Regions from separate parts of the Homo sapiens genome. Here region 1 is linked to region 2. Evidence: read pairs that join two places in POLR2A ChIA-PET (ENCODE). Cell type or tissue: A673. All regions are shown on one strand. Links, peaks and the distances in the headings refer to the core of each region. The heading gives the core; the rest is flanking DNA.

The links. Peaks named below come from ENCODE experiments on the same cell type or tissue, not always from the same donor. Only the 100,000 strongest peaks of a DNase experiment are listed, where the experiment ranks them.
Region 1: POLR2A ChIA-PET joins it to region 2 with 12 read pairs; 13 of 35 experiments call an interaction of 5 or more read pairs at or near these places.

What each region holds. Positions count from the first base shown.
Region 1 is chr19:18,900,454-18,905,817 of GRCh38, forward strand. COPE (coat protein complex I subunit epsilon) reads right to left here. Exons shown (of 10, transcript NM_007263.4): 5 at 5,123-5,176; 6 at 4,318-4,399; 7 at 2,815-2,970. Among named protein-coding and RNA genes, the nearest start is that of GDF1, 7.0 kb to the left of the region's middle. In A673, for the core only: a CTCF peak has its summit at 2,797; no DNase peak of the experiment used is centred there.
Region 2 is chr19:18,844,696-18,850,059 of GRCh38, forward strand. UPF1 (UPF1 RNA helicase and ATPase) reads left to right here. Exons shown (of 24, transcript NM_002911.4): 2 at 1,285-1,424; 3 at 3,049-3,138. Among named protein-coding and RNA genes, the nearest start is that of UPF1, 15 kb to the left of the region's middle. RefSeq lists enhancers at 2,745-2,804, 4,264-4,383 and a silencer at 4,931-5,155. In A673, for the core only: a CTCF peak has its summit at 2,702 (motif pointing left); a DNase peak (open chromatin) is centred at 2,666; H3K27ac peaks cover 2,733 bases.

The DNA.
Region 1 (5,364 bases), core at 47-5,046, 56 kb after region 2:
AGACACAGGCAGACACGGGGAGGCAGGGTCAGCCACTCCAGCCCCCATGCCTGCCCGTCACCCCCACCTCAGGCAGCACCACACAAGGTCACCTCCTCAGAGGTGGGGTGGGACTGACACCGCCCACCGCTCTGCAAGGTGGAGATCTCAGATGATACGGTGCCAAGGGGCCAGCCGCCTCGCTGAGCCTCAGTTTCCCCATCTGTAGTCCAGCCTGGGGTACGACCCCTTGTTTACAGAGACTTGGGAAGGTTGTATTTGTCCCACACATCTCAAAGCCATGGGGCCCAGACCCAGATGGCCTCAACTCCTGCTGTACAACGAACCCCGAGGCCATGGGCAGACCTGCCACCCCTGCACCAGCTCCCAAGGAGCCTTGAAGGAGACCTCGGCAGGGGACCTTGCCTGACTCACTCACTCTAGGCTCCCAGCACACAGGACCCTAGGAAACATCTAGGCCAGGAGACCCAGCCAGAGCCCTGGTGTCTGCTTGGAGCACAGACACACCAACGAGGATGCGCCCAGAGCCCGACCTGCCCACGGCGGCCCATGGCAGGGCACCTTTTTGCAGACCGGACTTTTCTGAGCCTCAGTCTCCACCATGAAGGGGGACACCAGCTTGCGCTCACAGGAGCAGCCATGAGGTGGCTCCAAAGGGAAGTGGGGGGACCTGAGTGCCTCCCAAAACCCAGCAAGAATGCAGGGTGACCACAGCCACGGGGAGGCCACCAGGGCCAAGGGGCACGGCCAGCCAGCCCCAGGTGGTGTTTCAAGAGACAAGGACAGAAGGGAGTCATCTAACTGGTGAGTCACGGAACGTGTCACCTGAGAGGTGTAACAAAAGCCCCCAGAGGATGCGGCCATGAACACAACATGCATCCAAGTGTTCTCAGGTGGCAGGGAGGGGCAGGGTGGTGGAGGAGGGCGCCAGTCTTGCCCCTGGGGCAGCGAGGGACACACAGCCTGTCTGAGATTGCACATCAGGCTGGGAGTTCCTGACTAGCCCTGACTGCTCAGAGCTAAAGATGGACCCTGCTCAGGAGGAGCAGTACCCGGCCTGTGATGGGGCCAGCCTGATACCCCTTGGCCAGCCCCGCTCTGCAAACAACTTTCTGATGATAACTCAGCCCCTGGAAAGTCAGACAGGGAGGAGGGCTTCACCAGTGTTTGTCACTAGATTAAAACTGTTTCTCAGCTGGGCGCACTGGCGCATGTCTATCATCCCAGCACTTTAGAAGGCCAAGGAGGGTGAGAATTGTTTGAGCCCAGGAGTTCAAGACTAACCTGGACAACACAGTGAGACCCCATTTCTAACAAAAAATACAAAAATTAGCCACGCATGGTGGCATACCGTTTCAAAAAACAAACAAAAAACCCCCCAAAATTCGTTTCTCCAAAATGGAAAAAGCTTTGATGTCCTTTCTGATTATAAAAATAATAATCCAGGCTGGGCACAGTGGCTCACGCCTGTAATCCAGTACTTTGGGAGTCCAAGGTGGGCAGCATCATGAGGTCAGGAGATTGAGACCATCCTGGCTAACACAGCAAAACCCCATCTCTACTAAAAATACAAAAAATTAGCTGGGCATGGTGGTGGGCGCCTGTAGTCCCAGCTACTCGGGAGGCTGAGGCAGGAGAATGGCATGAACCCAGGAGGCAGAGCTTGCAGTGAGCCGAGATCACACCACTGCACTCCAGCCTGGGCGACAGAGCAAGACTCCATCTCAAAAAAAAAAAAAAAAAAAATCCACCAAGCATGGTGGCTCACACCTATAATCCTAATGCTTTGGGAGGCTGAGGTGGGACGATCACTTGAGGCCAGGAGTTCGAGACCAACCTGGGCAACACAGCAAGAACAACCCCGTCTTTACAAAATATATATATATTTTTAATTTAACATAACATAAACTCTTCATAAAGACTGCAGATGGCCAGGCGTGGTGGCTCACGCCTATAATCCCAGCACTTTGGGAGGCTGAGGCGGGTGGATCACCTGAGGTCAGGAGTTTGAGACCAGCCTGACCAACATGGCAAAACCCCGTCTCTACTAAAAATACAAAAATTAGCCAGGCGTGGTGGCAGCCGCCTGTAATCCCAGCTACTTGGGAGGCTGAGGCAAAAGAATCACTTGAACCCAGGAGGCGGAGGTTGCATTGAGCTGAGATCACACCACTGCACTGCAGCCTGGGTGACAGAGTGAGACTCCATCTCAAAAAAAAAAAAAAAGAAGAAAGGAAAGGAAGGAAAGGAAGGAAAGGAAGGAAAGGAAAGGAAGGAAAGGAAGGAAAGGAAGGAAAGGAAGGAAGGAAGGAAGGGAAAGAAGGAAGGAAGGAAGGAAGGAAGGAAGGAAGGAAGGAAGGAAGGAAGGAAGGAAGAAAAGACTGCAGACATCAGGCAGGAGATGACTGCAGCCACCCTGGGCAGGCAGCGCTCTCTCAACGAAGAGCTCCTGTCCACAGCACACTCTCCCCTACATAAGTACGGGGAGTGTCTCTCCAATACTGAGTATGTACTCAGGTGAGGGGTCCCACTTGCAGGTCCCGGGCCAGGCAGCTGAGGTGACAACAAGGACGGCTCAGACCACTGAGGCCCAGGCTGCCCAGATGCCCCATTTCTGTGAGGCCGGAATCTGGATTTCTTTGCAGGTGAGATCCCTGCTTTGTGGATCTCGCTGCTGACTGGGCCTTAGAAGCCCTGTGGGGCCACACGCACACCCAGGGGGTCTCTGCTACACTTGTTTCTGTCCGCCCTGACCCCACCCTCTGGCCGCCTGGCCTTCCCTCCGTCCCCACTCTGGGACAGGCTTGTGCCTACCTTGTCTAGCGCCTCCTGCAGCAGGCCCTCAGCGGCCTCCCAGCGGCCCTGGGCCATGTGGCAGGCCGCCTGCCCATTGAGCAGCAGCAGGGTGGGCGAGCACTTGTCAGCCATCTCCTGGAAGATGTAGTAGGCATCCTGCAGCTTCTCACCACCCTGCAGGGAGGGTCCCGCATCATTGCCTGTGCCCCTGCTGCCCGGCCCTTCCCCCGCCAGCCCCCTCCCCTAGCGGGGGGGACTCCAGCACTGCACAGAGACGAATCTGGTGTGCCCGGTTCAAGGCACAGCCACTCCGCCATGGGGACTACCCGTAACTTGTACTCTGCTGATGGGGCCTAAAGACTCGTGGCCGCCTCCTGCCCCACCTCCCACCCAGCTCCCGGAGTGCTGAGTACACAGAGGTGGAATCTGGGGCTTCCAAGGCCTCAGTGCACAGGTGGCTGGCTCAGGGTCTGAGTGGGGACCACTGGGTCACTGAGCACGTCAGAGGAGGAGGAGTCAGCTCTGTGACCAGCAGCCCTGACCTGTCCACTTGCTCAGAACAGCAGAACACTTGCAGGGGGAGCCTGAGGCCAAGGCAGGCAGTGAAAACAGCCCAAACTACCCGATAGGTCTGCCGGGGCCTGTCCTACCATACTAGACGGTCACTGGAAGTCTGTCTGGGTGAGGCTTCAGCCCCGTGGCGGGCAGGGACGGGGAGCACATTTTTTTTTCTTTCTCAGAGTTTCACTCTTGTTGCTCAGGCAGGAGTGCACTGGCGCGATCTTGGCTCACCGCAACCTCCACCTCCCGGGTTCAAGCGATTCTCCTGCCTCAGCCTCCTGAGTAGCTGGGTTTACAGGTGCATGGCACCAAGCCCAGCTAATTTTGTATTTTTGGTAAAGATGGGGTTTCTCCATGTTGGTCAGGCTGGTCTAGAACTCCCAACCTCACATGATCCACCCGCCTCGGCCTCCCGAAGTGCTGGGATTACAGGCGTGAGCCACTGCGACCAGCCAGGAAGCACATTTTAATAGGCCCACACAAAAGAGTGGCTCAGAAGGGGGCCAAGTCCCAGAAACCAGGAGAGGGGCTGTTGCCGGGCGGAGGTGCCCAGGCCTGGGAGCTGAGGACATCTCCACCGCTGCTATGGGAACACTGAACTCCGTCCCTGGCTGGCGACCAGGACCCTGGAGAGCAAAGCTGAGTCGCAGAAAACCCCAGGAAGCCCTGAGGGGAGGAGGGCCTGCCAGGCCAACCCAGACCCTCGAGTACCCCTGTGCCTCAGGCTCAGGAACCCGTCCCCGCCCCCACCATCTCTTCGCTCTGGCTCTGGCCAAGTCGCTTGGCTGTGAGAAGCCCGGAATGGAGTCAAGGCTGAGTTATGCCAGGCTGGCAGGGGCCACGGCCTGATCCTGGAGCCCCACTGGAGTGGCCAGCAGCCTACGCACAGGTGGGGGTGCCCACAGACCCTGCTCAGCCAGGTGCCCGCAATGCCCACCCACCTCATGGCCTAGGGCTCACCGTGGCCAGGCTGACCCAGGCAGTGGCGAGCTGGGTGAGGGTGGCATCCTCGTCCAGGTCCTGCATTCTCTTCAGCTCCTTCCTGGGGCGGGGACAGATGACAGAGGGGCTGAGTGGCCGAGGGCCCTGGCCTGGCCATCCCTGCCTTGTCCCCACTTGGGGCCCACCGGAGCCTGGGGATGGCCCCTGCTTTGTGCTCCACTGCATGCTCATACCCCACGACTAAGTGCCCGAGCCACCCTGCCCGTCTGACCACGTGCAGGCCCTGGGAAGGTGGGACTGGGGCCAGCTATGGCCCCCCAGGGTGGCCACCACAAGGTAGAGCTCAGGAGAGACTCACTCCATGGAGGATGGAACGCAGGGAAGGGCAACGGAACTACAGTGTGAACAACTCTGAGGCAAGGGCTTTGGAAACGGCAGCAGGGGAGTCCTGGACCCCCAGCCATGGCCTCCGACCTGGTGATGCCACGTGCAGGCCCCGCCAGCCCCACGGCACAGTTACAAGCTGGTCAAGTAACATGTTGCTCCAGGCACAACCTCCACTCTCCCTCCATGAAGCCCACCCTCACCCTGTGGGAGAGGCCTGCCACCCACTGCATAGAGAGAAACTGAGGCACAGAGAGCCATGGCCCTCCTCCCTGGCAACATACTGCAGGGAAGGGCTGAACGACAGCAAGCCACCCCCATGGAAAGGAAAGACAACAAGAGTAATGACAGCACCACAGACGCTCTGGGCTGTGACGCTCTGGGCTGTGACGCTCTGGGCTGTGGCTCAGTGCGGGTGGAGAGGGGCAGGAGGGCTCACCGGGCGAGGTCCAGGCGGTCCAGCTTCAGCAGGATCTGCACTGTCATGGCTGTGCTGCAGGACAGGGCGAGGGGGCGGTCAGCGGGTCGCCACAGACACATTGCATGGCCGCTCCACACCCAGGGCTCACTGTGTGTGTCTGGGATGTTCCTAAGTCCTGTGCTTAGGACCACCAGCCCCGCCCAGCAGAGGAGGACACCCTCACTCCCACATTTCACCGCTCAGCTTCCTCAGGCCCAGGA
Region 2 (5,364 bases), core at 128-5,127:
CAGCTCTGTGCCAGCTGAAGATGATGACCCTCTTGTCCTTCACCCATCATGTCCCCTGGCGTGGGCTGTGGAACTTCTCTGTGCCAGGCACTGTCCCCTACTGCTGTTTTACCTCATTTCATGATAGTTCCTAGGGTCAAATATATTTTTGAAATTAATGTTTTATCTTGAAACTTTTCAGAGAGTGAAGGGAGAAGTTAACCCAGAAGTCAGCTTGTGTTGTGACCAGATCACTGCAGGGCAGCATTGGGCCCAGTGTGCATCTGTGCGTGCAGGTAGCACGTGCCCATGCACCCCAGCCAGGCGGGCTGGAGGGGCCTCTGTGGGGTGCTGCTCCCCATGAGCACCTGTCCCTAGGCTCGCACAGGTGCTGCATCACACAGCAAGGGCATTAGGCCGAGGGGCTGTCTGGGGTGCTGGGACTGGCAGTGGGAGATTTGGTGCCGTCCCTAGGGGAGCTCCCATCACTCCTCCCTGGCCCTTAATTTTGTGCCACCTTGTGTTCTGCCATGACACAGTGCTCCCGCTGCCTGACCCCGTGGTGGGGTTAGGTGGCCTATGGGGGCCATGCCAGGGACTGTTGGCCATGTCATTTGAGGTGCTGGTACTTGGGAGTGGCATGAGGAGCCCCAGTGGCTGTGTGGTCTCCTTGCAAGTGTCCTGTGCAGTTGTGGCCTGATGACTTAGAGCCATGCGCTGTCTGCCTTTGCTGAACATAGAAGAGGCGCCTTCAGTGAGGGTGTGGCCTCGGTTGCCAAGGGTATCTCAGTGTTCAGTTTCTACTTCATCCTCAGGAGAGGGCTGCCTTGAAGGGATGGGGAGGGTGAGGTGGCAGTGGATGTGGCCAGTGACATTTCCACATCTGCATGGGTGGCAGCTTCGTAGTGTTTGATGAGCCTTACACTGTGGTGGGTCTGGCATCATGAAGCTGTCCTCAGGGCACACTGCTGTCAGTCTGTAAAAGTCACCCTGCTCCTTGTGGTCCTCAGTCATGGGAAAGAAGCATCTTCCTAAGCATCCTGGTTGTGGGCATGGACATGGCTCTGTGGCTAGGCGGGGGTTAGACCAGCTGTGTGGGGGACCGGGGGGTGTAGAAGGCCACCAGTGGCCCTTTTTTGGCCAGGTAGGTTTGCTAGAGAAGAGTGAAATCCAGTCAGAACAAGGGAAACTGTCTCAAAGCAGAGATGAGGCCAGGGTGTCACACCAGAGTCATCGAGGCTGGTTCTTCTGCACTGAGTCCTGGAAGCTGCAGCCTCACTCAGGTGACACTGCGTTCTGCTGCAGGTTGGGCCCGAAGGCATCCTGCAGAACGGGGCTGTGGACGACAGTGTAGCCAAGACCAGCCAGTTGTTGGCTGAGTTGAACTTCGAGGAAGATGAAGAAGACACCTATTACACGAAGGACCTCCCCATACACGCCTGCAGGTGAGCTGAGCTCAGCTGGGCCTGGGCATGTGCTGGACAGGTGGGTGCCTCTGGCATGGGCCTGGGACACTCACCTCCCAGGTACAGGGTGGCGCCCTTGTGCTGTGACTCTGGGTGGCGGTGTCCTCGGGAGTAAGGAAATTGCTCAGGCCATGTGCACAGCCAAGGCCTGTTACCGGTCAGGAGGTGGGCTCAGCAACCTCCGACACCCTGAATTCACCAGCTGGTGGGAAAAGTTTTCCTTCCTTTGGCCTCCTCAGACCCTGGGGGCATTGCCTGGTACCTGCGCACTCACTCATAGAAAGAATTTGTCATGGCATTGGGTGAGCATCTGGGGTGGGAGGGTGAGTGGAGCAGCTGAGATACCCTCACAAAGCAGTTGCTGCAGGGTTCTGGGGCATCCCTGCCTCCCGCTGCCTTGGCCGTGCCTGGAGAATTGGATGTGAAGACAGTAGTTAGTGGATAGACCTGCATGTTGACAAATTTAGAATTCTCATCTCGAGTGGGATCGTCCCTTGTTGAGGCTTATTTCTGTATTTTTGTGACACACAAGTGAGGAAATGTAGATTAGAAGAGGGGAGAAGGTTTTGGCCAGGCACGGTGGCTCACTCCTGTAATCCCAGCACTTTGGGAGGCCGAGGTGGGCAGATCACGAGGTCAGGAGATCGAGACCATCCTGGCTAACACGGTGAAACCCTGTCTCCACTAAAAATACAAAAAATTAGCCAAGCATGGTGGCGGGCGCCTGTAGTCCCAGCTAGCTACTTGGGAGGCTGAGGCAGGAGAATGACATGAACCCGGGAGGCGGAGGTTGTAGTGAGCCGAGATCGCACCACTGCACTCCAGCCTGAGCGACAGTCACGGCAGGTTTGGGCCTGAGCCCTGCCTCTGTCTGTGGGCACCCACTTGGGGCCCTCCCTGCAGCTCCTTGCCCGCGTGCTGCCCAGCGCTCCGGGACTGAGGCTGCTCTTCGCTAGGCTTGGTGGGCAGGCACTCTTTCCTGCATCTCAGCTCTTCACTCATTCTCATTTACAGATGTTTTCGTGTATGTAATTGTGTTCTCTTAACACACAGAGATGGCCATAAGTCCTGGTGCAGCTCTGGGGAGCTAGTATTTTTGGGTTTGGTATGTGGATTTTCAGAAAACCACAGCCAGTGGTGGGGTGAGGCTCTCCCGAGGCTCCTCGCTTGGGCTTCGGGGCCTGAGCTTCAGGGCGCTGCTGCTGCAGGGTCTGTGCCCAGCTCCCTGGGAGCACAGTGCCCTCTGCTGGAGCCCAGAGTTCACCATGACCACTGGGTCTGAGGCTGGATTCCTGAATTTCAGGCCAAAGAACGGGGACTAGAATGGCCCTGGAGGAGTGAGGCCTCCTTCCAGCAGGACTCTCCTTGGAGGTGGCTTTGCTCCTTATCCCCTCGGAGCTTCTGCCACATACCCCTTCCCTGCATTCTTGGATTTGAGAAGCCCTGGTTAACTGGTTTGATTTGGTTACTGGGATTGTTGGGGTTGAGTATGTGTTTAATGAAGAACTTAAAAATGTTGTCAGAGGAAAGAATTTCACATCTTGCCAAATGAAAACCAGAGAGCAAGCTTCCAGCTGTAACTGTCGCTGTTTTGATTTTTTAGTTACTGTGGAATACACGATCCTGCCTGCGTGGTTTACTGTAATACCAGCAAGAAGTGGTTCTGCAACGGACGTGGAAATACTTCTGGCAGGTAGATAATCAGACCATGCATGTGTGTTTAATCAGTGCTGTGCTCAGATTTGTGTGTAAATTATGGAAATGTTGAAGCAAAGCGTAATATAAAATCACGCTAACAAACCTGGGTTTTTTCCTCCTCTGTGACTGGTTTAACTTGAAACAGATGGTGGTGTGTGAATGCCTTAATGTATTTACCCTTGATTTATTCTCTGTGGCTCTTTTTATTATGCAAGTAGGGTTGGCTTAATTCTCCTTCCCAGTTTTTATTTCGATTTTTCTGCAAGATGAGCTCTTGGCACACCCGCTGATCTTCATTAACGGGAGGATGTTCCCAAGGCAGTAACGGGCATCCAGGGGCGCTGGTTCCTGAGCAAGCTTGCTCTGGCCTGAGCTCATCGGAGCTGTCCGGAGGCTAATTCAGGCCAGATCCTGAATCATCGGCTTCAATTAAGTTCACTTGACCGTCGGCGCTGGGCTTGCCTTCCTGATGTTGATCAGCTGCAGCTGGACTGTGTCGCTTGTTCTGTGTTTGGGACAGGACAGTGTTCTCCCAGTGCCCAAATTCCAAGGGGGGAGTTCGATGGTCTTGCCCGAGTGGTGGGACTCTCGTCCTGGTGGGTCCCGTGCTAGCGGCTCCCCTTCCCCTCCAGGTTGCTGTGTACAGGTCACTCCACTGCTGGAGAGGATGGAGCAGAGCCTGGGAGGCAGAGCTCCGAGGTGCTAGCAAGGAAGTGTGGGGTCTTTTTCTGAGGTTCACGTTCTGGAGAAAGAAAATGACCAAAGCCCGGAGGCAGGCTTACTTGTGCTGACACAAGCCCCTCCTGTGCCTTTGACAGCTGTGGGTCTCGGAGGGTTACAGATGGAGCAGTCAGATCTCGTGGCATCTCTGAGTTAGTAACTTGAAATATGGTGTTATGAGCAAGGCCAGAAAGGGGCTGCTGTTTTTAAAAGATTTTAAAGAAGGGTATCTTCTGGATAACCAAAAGACATTCTTGTCCCATTTTCAGAATCTTCTGGGTAATTTAAGTGTTGCTATGTTTGCATTTAGTTCCTCTTGTTCAGGAAAAGCAACTAAATAAAACTTCTCTTAGCTGGCAACCCCAGCTTCCGGTCAGCATAGCCAAGAACAGGGAAGTGAGCAAAAGGGCCTCTGAGAAACAACAGGCTTGAGCCAAGCACCACTGAGCATTCTGTGCGAGGCCCAGGGGAAGGTGAGGAAGCAGCCGCTGGCCCTTAGGGATCTTGGCTGTGACAGGGTGAGGATGCATGAGAAGACACGGAGACAGCTGATTCTGCCCACGTGGCCGGCAGGGCTCCAGAGTGGAGTCGGGCTTTGGAGATGCTCAGAGTGGCCATGGCTGGTTAGAGAATCCTGGGCCTCGTGGCAGGGAGAAGGGTTAGAAGATTAGCTGAGCTGAAGCTTTTGGCAAGAATGGTTTTCCAGAGGGGAAGAGAGAGGGCGCGGTGAGGAAGGCTGGGAGGCCCTGCAGGCGTGTTCAGAGCTGCTGGAGACACCGGAAGAGCCCAAAGGCAGAGCAGCTGGGCATCCTTGTTAGATACGGCAGATAGGTGCTGGAGGGTGGCTGGCTTGGCACAGGGCAGGGTTCAGCCCAGACCGCGGTTTAGGTGAGCAGTGTCCTGGCCACGTCGCAGCAAGGAAGGAGCCGAGCCAGCCAGGGCTTCACACACAGCCCTGGGCTTCTGTAGAACCGCCCCCGCCTCTGCTCAACCTTTTTGCTGCTTTTTGCGGGGGTTTCCAGTCGCCTGCTTATCAGATTTCCCGGCCTGCAGCAAAGCAGGAGGGACTGTTGCTCCTGGAAGTAGGCACAGGGCCTCTGAGGAGTGATTTCAGAAGAAGCCACAGAAGATGGTGGCGGGGGTTGACCTTGGAAAGAAGGGGCTGGGGCCTTGTGGGAAATGTCTCTGACCCCACAGCAGCCCTGGGCCAACAATGGGTTAAATTAGGCCTGATAAGTTGGATTTAAGAAAGCAGGATTTTTAAAAAAGGCAGGAACTATGTGAACCGTGTTAAGGAAGTTTTCCTTAAAGTGGTTCAAGTTGGGATTGATTTTTGTGCTCAGTGGGGAGCTAGTTTGGGGGAGGGCTGGCCCCCAGAGATGCCAGATGGATGAGGTGTGACTGCCTCTGCTAATGGACCGTGAACGGTACCGGAACTTTTAACAGGGGCCCGAAAATTGGAAGTGGTGAAAAGCCAAATTTTGGGTGTTAACCGTTTATC